Linked DNA regions of Homo sapiens: region 2 is linked to region 1. The links are chromatin contacts, found by Hi-C or POLR2A ChIA-PET in ENCODE. All regions are on one chromosome and are shown on one strand. The core of a region is the stretch at or near the end of the contact, and the rest is flanking DNA. Distances in the headings are between cores, read along the strand shown.

Region 1 (4,676 bases), core at 1,822-4,321:
TGGAGCAACTTACAGGTAATGGCAGTGGGTAGACAGCAGTGTGCTTTCAAGCACATCTCAGCCCTGAGGAGTATAAATCCCATCCATAGCTGGAAAAATAGCCTGAGATACGAAAAGTTTTACCCAGCAAATTCCAGTTTATTGGTTCAATGACCTAATGTCCATTCCCTTAGTAGGCACAGCAGTTTCAAAGGTGACATCATCTGAACAAACAGTCCTGGTGATAACATGTCAATGATTTAACTAAAGGAAAAATGAAAATAAAACTTAGTTTTCACATTTAAAATGTAAGTGAGGCTGGCGCGGTGGCTCACACCTCTAATCCCAGCATTTTGGAAGGCTGAGGCGGGCAGATCACCTGAGGTCAGGAGTTTGAGACCAGCCTGGACAACATGGTAAAACCCCGTCTCTACTAAAAATACAAAAATTAGCCCAGTGTGTGGCGGACGCCTGTAATCCCAGCTACTTGGGAGGCTGAGGCAGGAGAATCACTTGAACCCAGGAGGCAGAGGTTGCAGTGAGCTGAGATCATGCCACTGCACTCCAGCCTGGGTGACAAAGCAAGACTCCATCTCAAAAAAAAAAAAAAAAAAAAATGTAAGTGAAGATCAGCCTAACTTAGTTTTTCAGTAATTCAAAGGAGACTTTTTTAAGTAGATGAGATGTTTGTTCAGGGATGTTTATCTCAGCATTATTTATAACAGCAAAAAATAGAAAGCTATTTAAATGCCTAACAGGAAATGACAAAATAAATTGATACATATTCAACTTAGAATAGTATGCAGCCATTAAAAATCATGTTTTCAAAGAATTTTTAATGGTATGAGGAAAGACTAATGGTGAAAAATCAAGATGCAAAATTGTTTAACTTTTATCTCAATTTTATAAAGGAAAATTACATTTACTGAAAAATGATGGGATGGAAATACATCAAAATGTTAAAAGTAGTCATTACCCAGTATTAATGTGGTCTCCTGTAAGCTATTTAACTTGGCATAAGCAGTTTTCTCCTCTATAAACTAGGAATAAAAATACCTGCTCCCATGGCAGTGAGGATGAAATAAGCTGAATGTGTGAAATGCATTATAAACTGTACAGTACGGCTTCAGAGTAACCTGTCATTTGTTAGTATCTAGAAGCAGTGATAGTGCAGGTCATACTGTTTTGCTAGGAAATATTTATATATCTTGGCCTATCTTGTAAGACTTTGGAAGTAATAAATGCTTGATTCTCCCACTTACTTTTCCTGGTGTGAAACACAAGGATAGATTAAACAATAGAAACTGCTTTTTTTTTTTTTTTTTTGAGGTGGAGTCTCACCCAGTCTGGAATGCAGTGGTGCAATTTTGGCTCACTGCAACCTCCGCCTCCCAGGTTCAAGCAATTCTCCTGCCTCATCCTCCCGAGTAGCTGGGATTACAGGTGCGCACCACCACGCCCGGCTAATTTTTGTGCTTTTAGTAGAGACGGGGTTTCACCGTGTTTGCCACAGGGTGGCCTTGAACTCCTGACCTCACATGATCCATCCACCTCAGCCTCTCAAAGTGCTGGGATTACAGGTGTGAGCCACCGTGCCCGGCCAGAAACTGCTCTTAAAACATCTTTCCAGGCTCAAATCAAATCAGAGTAGAAGTAGTAACTCTTCCTTTTCATCCCTCTCCTAGTGAAATAGTGGATCAAGTAAGTATTCTGAAGAAAAATATATTACATGAAACTTTCCAAAACTTATTTTAAAAATGTTTCAGGCAATAGCAATGAATTGAACCCCCAAACTCCATGCACAGATGCCAAGGTATGCACGAACATATTTTAAGATCTCGTTTATCATCACACAAACCATTTCTTTTTTTTTTTTTTTTTTTTTTTTTTTTGAGACAAAGTCTTGCTCTGTCACCCAGGCTGGAGTGCAGTGGCACGATCTCGGCTCACTGCAAGCTCAGCCTCCCGGGTTCACGCCATTCTCCTGCCTCAGCCTCCCGAGTAGCTGGGACTACAGGCGCCCGCCACCATGCCTGGCTAATTTTATTTTTGTATTTTTAGTAGAGACGGGGTTTCACCGTGTTAGCCAGGATGGTCTCGATCTCCTGACCTCGTGATCCGCCCACCTCGGCCTCCCAAAGTGCTGGGATTACAGGCGTGAGCCACCACGCCCAGCCCACACAAACCATTTCTTTAGATTTGGCTTGATAATTTAAAAATAATGCTCATACAACACTCAAAATATATGTGCCGTATTATTTTTAAAATCTTACATTTGTGTATTTGTTATGATTCACAGGACACGTTCCTGTAAACATTCCCAGTGGAACCCGTCGGCCTCTCAGGCTCTGATTTAGGGTGGGTGGTGTCCTCATAAGACTAGTAAGAAATCCTTCATCTTAATAAACCGCTTAACCCATTTGAGCCTTAGTTTCCTCATCTGTAAAATAGGGATAGAAATAGTACCTGCCCATAAGGTAGTTAGGATGAAATGAGACTATTCATGTAAAGACTTTAGCACATAACGAGTCCTCAAGCGTTAGGTATATTTATTTAAAGTGTAATGCTTTGCCCACTACTCCAGCATTTGTTTGAATAATGTGCCACTTAGATTTGTTTGGTTTTTATTCATTCTTAAGCTCATCGTTGAGAAGATGGTGCTTGGACATATTGAGAGTATCTCTGTTTTCAATATCTTGAGAGTTTTTTTTCTTCCCCTTGTCATAAATGACATTCACTTCTATGAAGTGAAAAAAAAAATTCTAGCCTAAGCAATGAAAAAAAGAAGACACCATCCATATATACTCTTGCATCAAAGTAGCTCTGTGAGCTTGGGCTGAATGCTGGCAACCGGGGTACCCCAGAGCCACTTGGATGAGTCTGAACTGGGGACCTCATCGGACCAGGACAAGGGGATGTCAGGTCTCCCATCCATCCCACCATCCCTTCCGCCCAGCTGCTTGGAATCCAAATGTCCATACCTTTTTATGTGGCTGGCTTGGCTCGAGAACCTTGGAGCAATCATTGCTGGAATTGGCAGGCCTCTCCGAGAACACAGGAAAGGGGGAGCAAAGTGGAGCCAAGGACAAAAATCAAGTCTCCAAAGCACAGGATGCCTGTGGAGGGGCTAATCAGCTCTGAATCACGGTGGTCTTCCTGTGTCCTCTTGTTCCTTTGAATTGTTGTTATTGCAGATAATACTAGAGTCCCTGAAACTCGTAGCTTTGGGAAAGCCTCTGAGGCACTCCCACCGTGAGAAATGTCTAACACAGTTGATCAGGCTGTCTATCCCGTGTGGCTGTGTGATTGACCCATTTATGCACATTGCACCTCAGCATCAGCTCAGACTCTTCCCTTCCAGCTTGCTGTGTGTGGATCCATCACTTCATTCTCCCTTTTTCCATGTCAGATACTTGGTGTCTTGGTTGTTCCGAGTTCCCTCACTGCACTGACATGTACCTGTTTACCCAGCAGTGTAACAGATGAATCTGAGTTTCTGCAGTCCCCCAGTGAAAAATCTTCTTCAGGGCAATCAGCTTAGAGTGTCATATGTAAAGTCAGGGATCTGCCAGGTCCTGCTTAGAGCACCAGGGAGCTGGGGGCAGTGTAGGACCCCAGGGTGATGGTGCTGTGCCTGGTGTAAGAGCAGAAGTCTGGGGCCAGGAGAAAGGGGCTGCAGGTTCTGGATCCTGCATGGCCACCCTGTGAGTTTGACCAGCAACAAGCCATGTTCCTGCACTAACCCTCAGTCTTGTCGCTTGTAAAGATAAGAGGCTGACTCAAATCATTCCTACCAGACTCCAGGTTTCTAAAGTACTGAGTATATAGACCATGCCCTGCAGGAAATGACAGCCCAAGAGAGGAGAGGAAACAGGCCCTCAAATAACACCAGCACGAGCTGTTAGAGGTCAACTCCGCAAAATCCCCATTTGAGTTTATTTTTTCTTTATTTATTTAGAGACAGGGTCTCACTCTGTCACCTAGGCTGGAGTGCAGTGACATGGTCACAGCTCACTGCAGCTTCAACCTCCCTGGGCTCAAGCGACCATCCCACCCCAGCCTCTTAAGTAGCTGGGACTACAGATGCACGCCACCACACCTGGCTAATTTTTGTATGTTTTGTAGAGACGGGGTTTCTCCATGTTGCCCAGGCTAGTCTCGAACTCCTAGGCCAAGCGATCCTCCCACTGCGGCCTCCCAAAATGCTGGAATTACAGGCACGAGCCACCGCTCCCAGCAAGACCCCCATTTTAAAGGCTTCTAACACATGGTGTCAAATTGCTTTTTAGTGAAGTTAGACCAACTTATTCCCCCACCAACATATATAAGGGTGTTTATCTCACAGGACCCTTGCCAGCATTGATGATTCCGAGTTTTCAAAAATTTGTTAATGTGCTCTGTCTTTACTGGTATTTCTTTGATGGTGAAATTGAACACTGAATGTTAACTTTGTATTATCTGTGAAAGTATCACCAAACAAATTGATAATGCAAGCAAGCTTTATAATACAGTAATTCTTCCTAATTCTAGTTCTTCCTCTGTGTCTGAGATCCAGAGATTGATTTACCAAGGTCACAGTCAAAGGGGGACACCTTTGACTTCAAATTATTTCACACTTGAAGCACACTTTAAAAATGATTTATTGTTAAAGGTCTGTCCAGTAGGGTCGCTACTTAGAAAACTCTGGCTTCGATTGC
Region 2 (4,076 bases), core at 363-2,862, 77 kb before region 1:
CACCCCCCACCCCATGCTCGTTGGCACCCAAAGTCTGGAGGGGGCTGAAGCGGCAGGGGGCTGGCATACCAGCACTGCCCCAAATATGTGCACCCTCGGCCAGGCTGCAACAGCACCTGGACTCGGCCCCACGGTGCTCTGAGATCGGAGTGGGCGCCGGCAGCGGGGAGAAGCCAGGCAACGGGAGCAGGCACTTCCAAGCCTGCAAGGCCGGGGGGTCGGGGGGACTCCCAGGGCCCCCAAGAGCACACAGAGGCCCAGGCCCACAGCCCCAACCTGGGCTGTTGCCTGCTCCCCGGCTCCCGGCTCCCGCCAGCTCCGCGGAGCATGCAGCTCCATCCGCCCCTCCTTCGCAGCCTGGGGCAGGGGCTCCAGGTCCTGGCTGGGCCCCGGCCAGTGTCCAGGGCAGGGGCGACACGGCTATGAGCTCCCTTCTGTTGCCCTGGCAACCAGGGGCGGTCCAGGGTGGTGTGGATGGCAGGCCCTGGCCCAGCCTTTGGGAGTGTCAGGCTAGGCGGTCACCCAGATGCAGGGTGGACCTGGGGACGCGGCCCTGAGCAGCGCCGAGCAGAGCCTCCACCCGAGGCACAGGAACCCGGCATCCTCGGCGATGGCAGCAATGGCTGCCCCGCTGGCTGGTCCCCAAAGCGGCACCGCTCCCACTTTCAGACCCGGGCCCCAGAAGCGCATCCCCAGTTCCCCCTCCTGGGGCTCCTGCTCCCAGTGCAAGAGCAGCACCGCTCTGGGCCCAGTTCCACTTCAGGGCCCTGCTCTCCCCAGTCGCGCTGCTCCCCAGCTGCGCTGCTCCTCTGCCAGCGGGCGACCTGGCCCAGCCCCATCGCCGCGGCCCCCAGGGCGGTGGGCTGCAGAGGAGGCTGTCGGCCTCCTCCCCGCACCCTCCCTGCTGCGGCCGGTGATGGCAGCGGCCGCTCCAGATGGTCCGCCGCTGCCATCATTAGGAACAGCTTAAATGTCTAACCCACAAAATCATAAGTTGTGGAATAGGTCACAACTGTGAAAATGAATGAACCATATCTATTGTTAACCAATATAGGTGAATCTTACAAGCCTAATGTAAAGTAGAGAAAAAAAACATGTTTATAGCAGAATGGATATTTGTATGTTACCTAGCTTATATAAAGTTTAAAAACGTGAAATAATTCCAAGTATAGCTCAGGAACACACACATAGGTAGAGAAAGAGTAAAGAAATGCCTGGGAGTGATAGACATGAATTCAGGTTGCTTTAAAAAAGTATAAAGCAATATATACGATATACAAAATGTATAGAGAATAATAAAATGGATACCTATGACTCCACTGCCCAGCCTTAAAAAATCACACTGGTGACAGAGTCAAAGGCCCCAGGGTGCTCCTTACCCAATCACTTCCCCTCTCTCTCTTCCTAGGGATAGTGTTTAACCTTTGGTTAAAAAATTAACCTGAAGCCCAAGTGCCGAGCCCATCTGCAAATTCTTATCCTGATTTGCATATGACATGATTTCCATTTCCTGTGGCTGTTTTGCAACATCCCCTGGGCCTGCCCCATCCTGCCTGCCTTTCCCTTCCTTCAACTGAGCCTTACTCGCTGGGAAAGCATGGTTGCCTCTCCCATTCCCAGCAGGAGAACGAGGGTGAGTCCCCACTCTCTAGCCCCTAGGCATGGACAATAACCAACGCTTTTCATCTGTCCCAGTTTACAGGTGTTGAAATGTAATGTTTCAGGTGCTGGTTGCTCCTCCCAGGATGGGGAGAGGCTTTCCCTATGCAGGGGATGTCACCAAGGCAGTAAGGTATGTGAGTGGTGGGTAGACATATGACAGTGTTGACTTCCAGTCAAGGACAAATGAGAGATCAGAGCAAATCCTGGAAATGAGGCGAGAAGAACAGGAAGATGAGAGAAGGAACTTGGAAGATCTCTTCCCCCACGATTCGGAGAAGAGGGCTCCTGAAGGCAAATGTTCAGACATGTGCCTCCCACCGTAGATGTGCCCTGGAGGAGCATATGCCCTAATTTAAAGGCATAAGGGACTCAGTTCAGGGGACAGTGAAAGGCATCACCCCTGTGATCCCCTGCACAGAGCCCAGAGTACAGCCCTCCTGCAGATGTGGCAGCCAGGCACATCAGGAGTCTGTGTGGAGTTCTGTTCAGGCGCAAGTGGCAGAGTAACTAAAGCTGATTTCAAATACGCTTAAGCAAATAAAAAGCCTTTATTGTCTCATGTAACTGGGAAGTCCAAGGGGCATATAGGCTTCAGGCATAGCTGGATCTAGCAGTCCAGATCATGTCCTCAGGATTTTGTCTTTTTTTCTCCTTCTCTCAACTTTTTAAGGCTGAGTCCTTCCACATGGTGACAAAGATGGCCACCAATAACTCAAAGCTGACCTCTTCTTCTCTCTCTTTCTCAATATTCATATAATCCTTAAAAAGAGGACGTAGAAGAGGAGGGGGCAGAGGAGGAGATTTAATTGTTCCTGAACCAATCACTGAGTCTAAGAGGATGAGAATGAGACTGGCCAGACTGGTTGGGGCCCACCTTTGAGAAAGGAGGATGATTCCCTGATGACAGCTCCATAAGATCCTAAAGGAAAACGGTGCTTTCTTATCAGAGGAAGGGGAAAGGGACTCTAGGTTCATGTGTCCACTATACCAGCATCCCACATACAGACACAGTCAACCGTTAACCTCAGGACTGGCTTATGTACTCAGAATCAGCACATACAGATTTTCTTCATATTCTCCAAAATAAAATCAGAAAGTAATCAAATTATTTTGCCTCAAATAATTACAAAGCCTAGGAGTACTCCGGGTCTGGCATACCAGGTATGTCTCTACTTCCAAAAATACTTTCAAGGGAAATTAGAAATAAGTGATCTGATCATCCCAGTTTGCCTGGAACTTTCCAGTTTTAGCACTAAAAGTCTTGAGTCCCAGGAAACCCTTTAGTCTTGGACAAACCAGGATGTTTGGTTACTTTCAAATGAGTCTTTGGTTACTGTTTGCAGCAGACAGTTGCTGAGGGCTACGAGGCAGATACTACAGGGGGTCAGGTCTGTGCTCTTGGAGCCCAGAGTCCTTCCCTCTGAATTTCTACATCACCGGAAAAAGGACTTGAACTCCTCTCTCCCACTCCACCCAATCCCTACACATCCATGTGCACAGAGGGAAATAGCAGTTGAGAGAGGTGAAGTGTCATTTGCACCTTGGCAAGGGGTCTCTGCCATGCTGCCAGCTCCCCTACACAGGACAGGAGGCTTGAGCCCATCCCCACCAGGGCCCACTCCACCCAGGGCCAGGGGCTGCTTTCACAGGCTGCGGGGCGGCAGCAGGGAGAGGGTGCCAGGTGGTGGCTCTTGTCCCTCTCCTGCTCCTCACAGACCAGAGGACCCTCTTCTGCCTTTGGTGCTTGATCATCCATGTGTTCAGCCTCACCCAGGTGCTGCCCAGATGACAGAAACCAGGACTGCAGAGTCACCCCAAAGGACCTGCCCCTCCCACCCCACCCACCCAGGATGTCCTTTGCCCCAATGCCTCCTCCAGGTGCCTGGCATCTCACCATGCTGGCCCTGGAGCCCACTAGTCACCAACCAGACAGAGTGCAGAGGCTGGGCAGGGCCCCTCCCAGAAGCCCTCCCAGTGTCATAAGGGCCAGCTCAGCCACTCCTCTGTTTCCTCAGTGAAAATTCTTTAACTCAAACCTTAAAACCAACAGTGTGGCACTGAAAAAATCCCCAGGGTATTTTGCCTTTACTGGCTACAAGACTTGCATTCATTCTTGTCTGGCAGGGCAAGCAGGGCCAAGGCTCATCGGGACAGCCAGAAACCAGGCTCCAGGACCACAGGCCCAGCACCACAGGGCTGCTGACTTTAATCCATCTCGGTGCAACTGGACTTTATTCTCCAGCAAGAGCTCAGGAGCCTTCTTCCTCCTAAAGGTCAAGGCAAGAACACATAAGCGTCCGCTCCCAAGTACTCTCACACAACACACACACTCACACAATATATTCACACAGCACACTCATACAACACACACTCGCACACTTACACAACATACCACTCATACATGCTCACAGCAT

What was found. Hi-C counts contacts between places; a loop is a spot of excess contacts on that map. ChIA-PET counts read pairs that join two places held with the same protein, here RNA polymerase II (POLR2A). Pooled maps may share reads with other maps.
Region 2: a loop to region 1 is called in a pooled map, with 2.9 times the contacts of the local background. The contact joins two enhancer-like sites. A Hi-C loop is called at or near these places in 2 of 50 pooled maps. POLR2A ChIA-PET finds 5 or more read pairs at or near these places in 2 of 52 experiments (HEK293 and HepG2).

Annotation. Positions count from the first base shown.
Region 1 is chr15:41,956,591-41,961,266 of GRCh38, reverse strand. The region is part of intron 1 of EHD4 (EH domain containing 4); the gene reads left to right. It overlaps LOC124903477 (a long non-coding RNA gene), which reads right to left. Exons shown (of 2, transcript XR_007064603.1): 2 at 4,602-4,676. Among named protein-coding and RNA genes, the nearest start is that of EHD4, 14 kb to the left of the region's middle. RefSeq lists an enhancer at 3,874-3,993. Within about 2 kb of position 3,071, at least 4 of the 41 ENCODE cell types and tissues checked have a DNase peak (open chromatin) inside an H3K27ac peak, as active enhancers do.
Region 2 is chr15:42,033,012-42,037,087 of GRCh38, reverse strand. It overlaps a transcript of PLA2G4E not described here. Among named protein-coding and RNA genes, the nearest start is that of PLA2G4E, 14 kb to the right of the region's middle. RefSeq lists a silencer at 3,567-3,626. Within about 2 kb of position 1,612, at least 6 of the 41 ENCODE cell types and tissues checked have a DNase peak (open chromatin) inside an H3K27ac peak, as active enhancers do.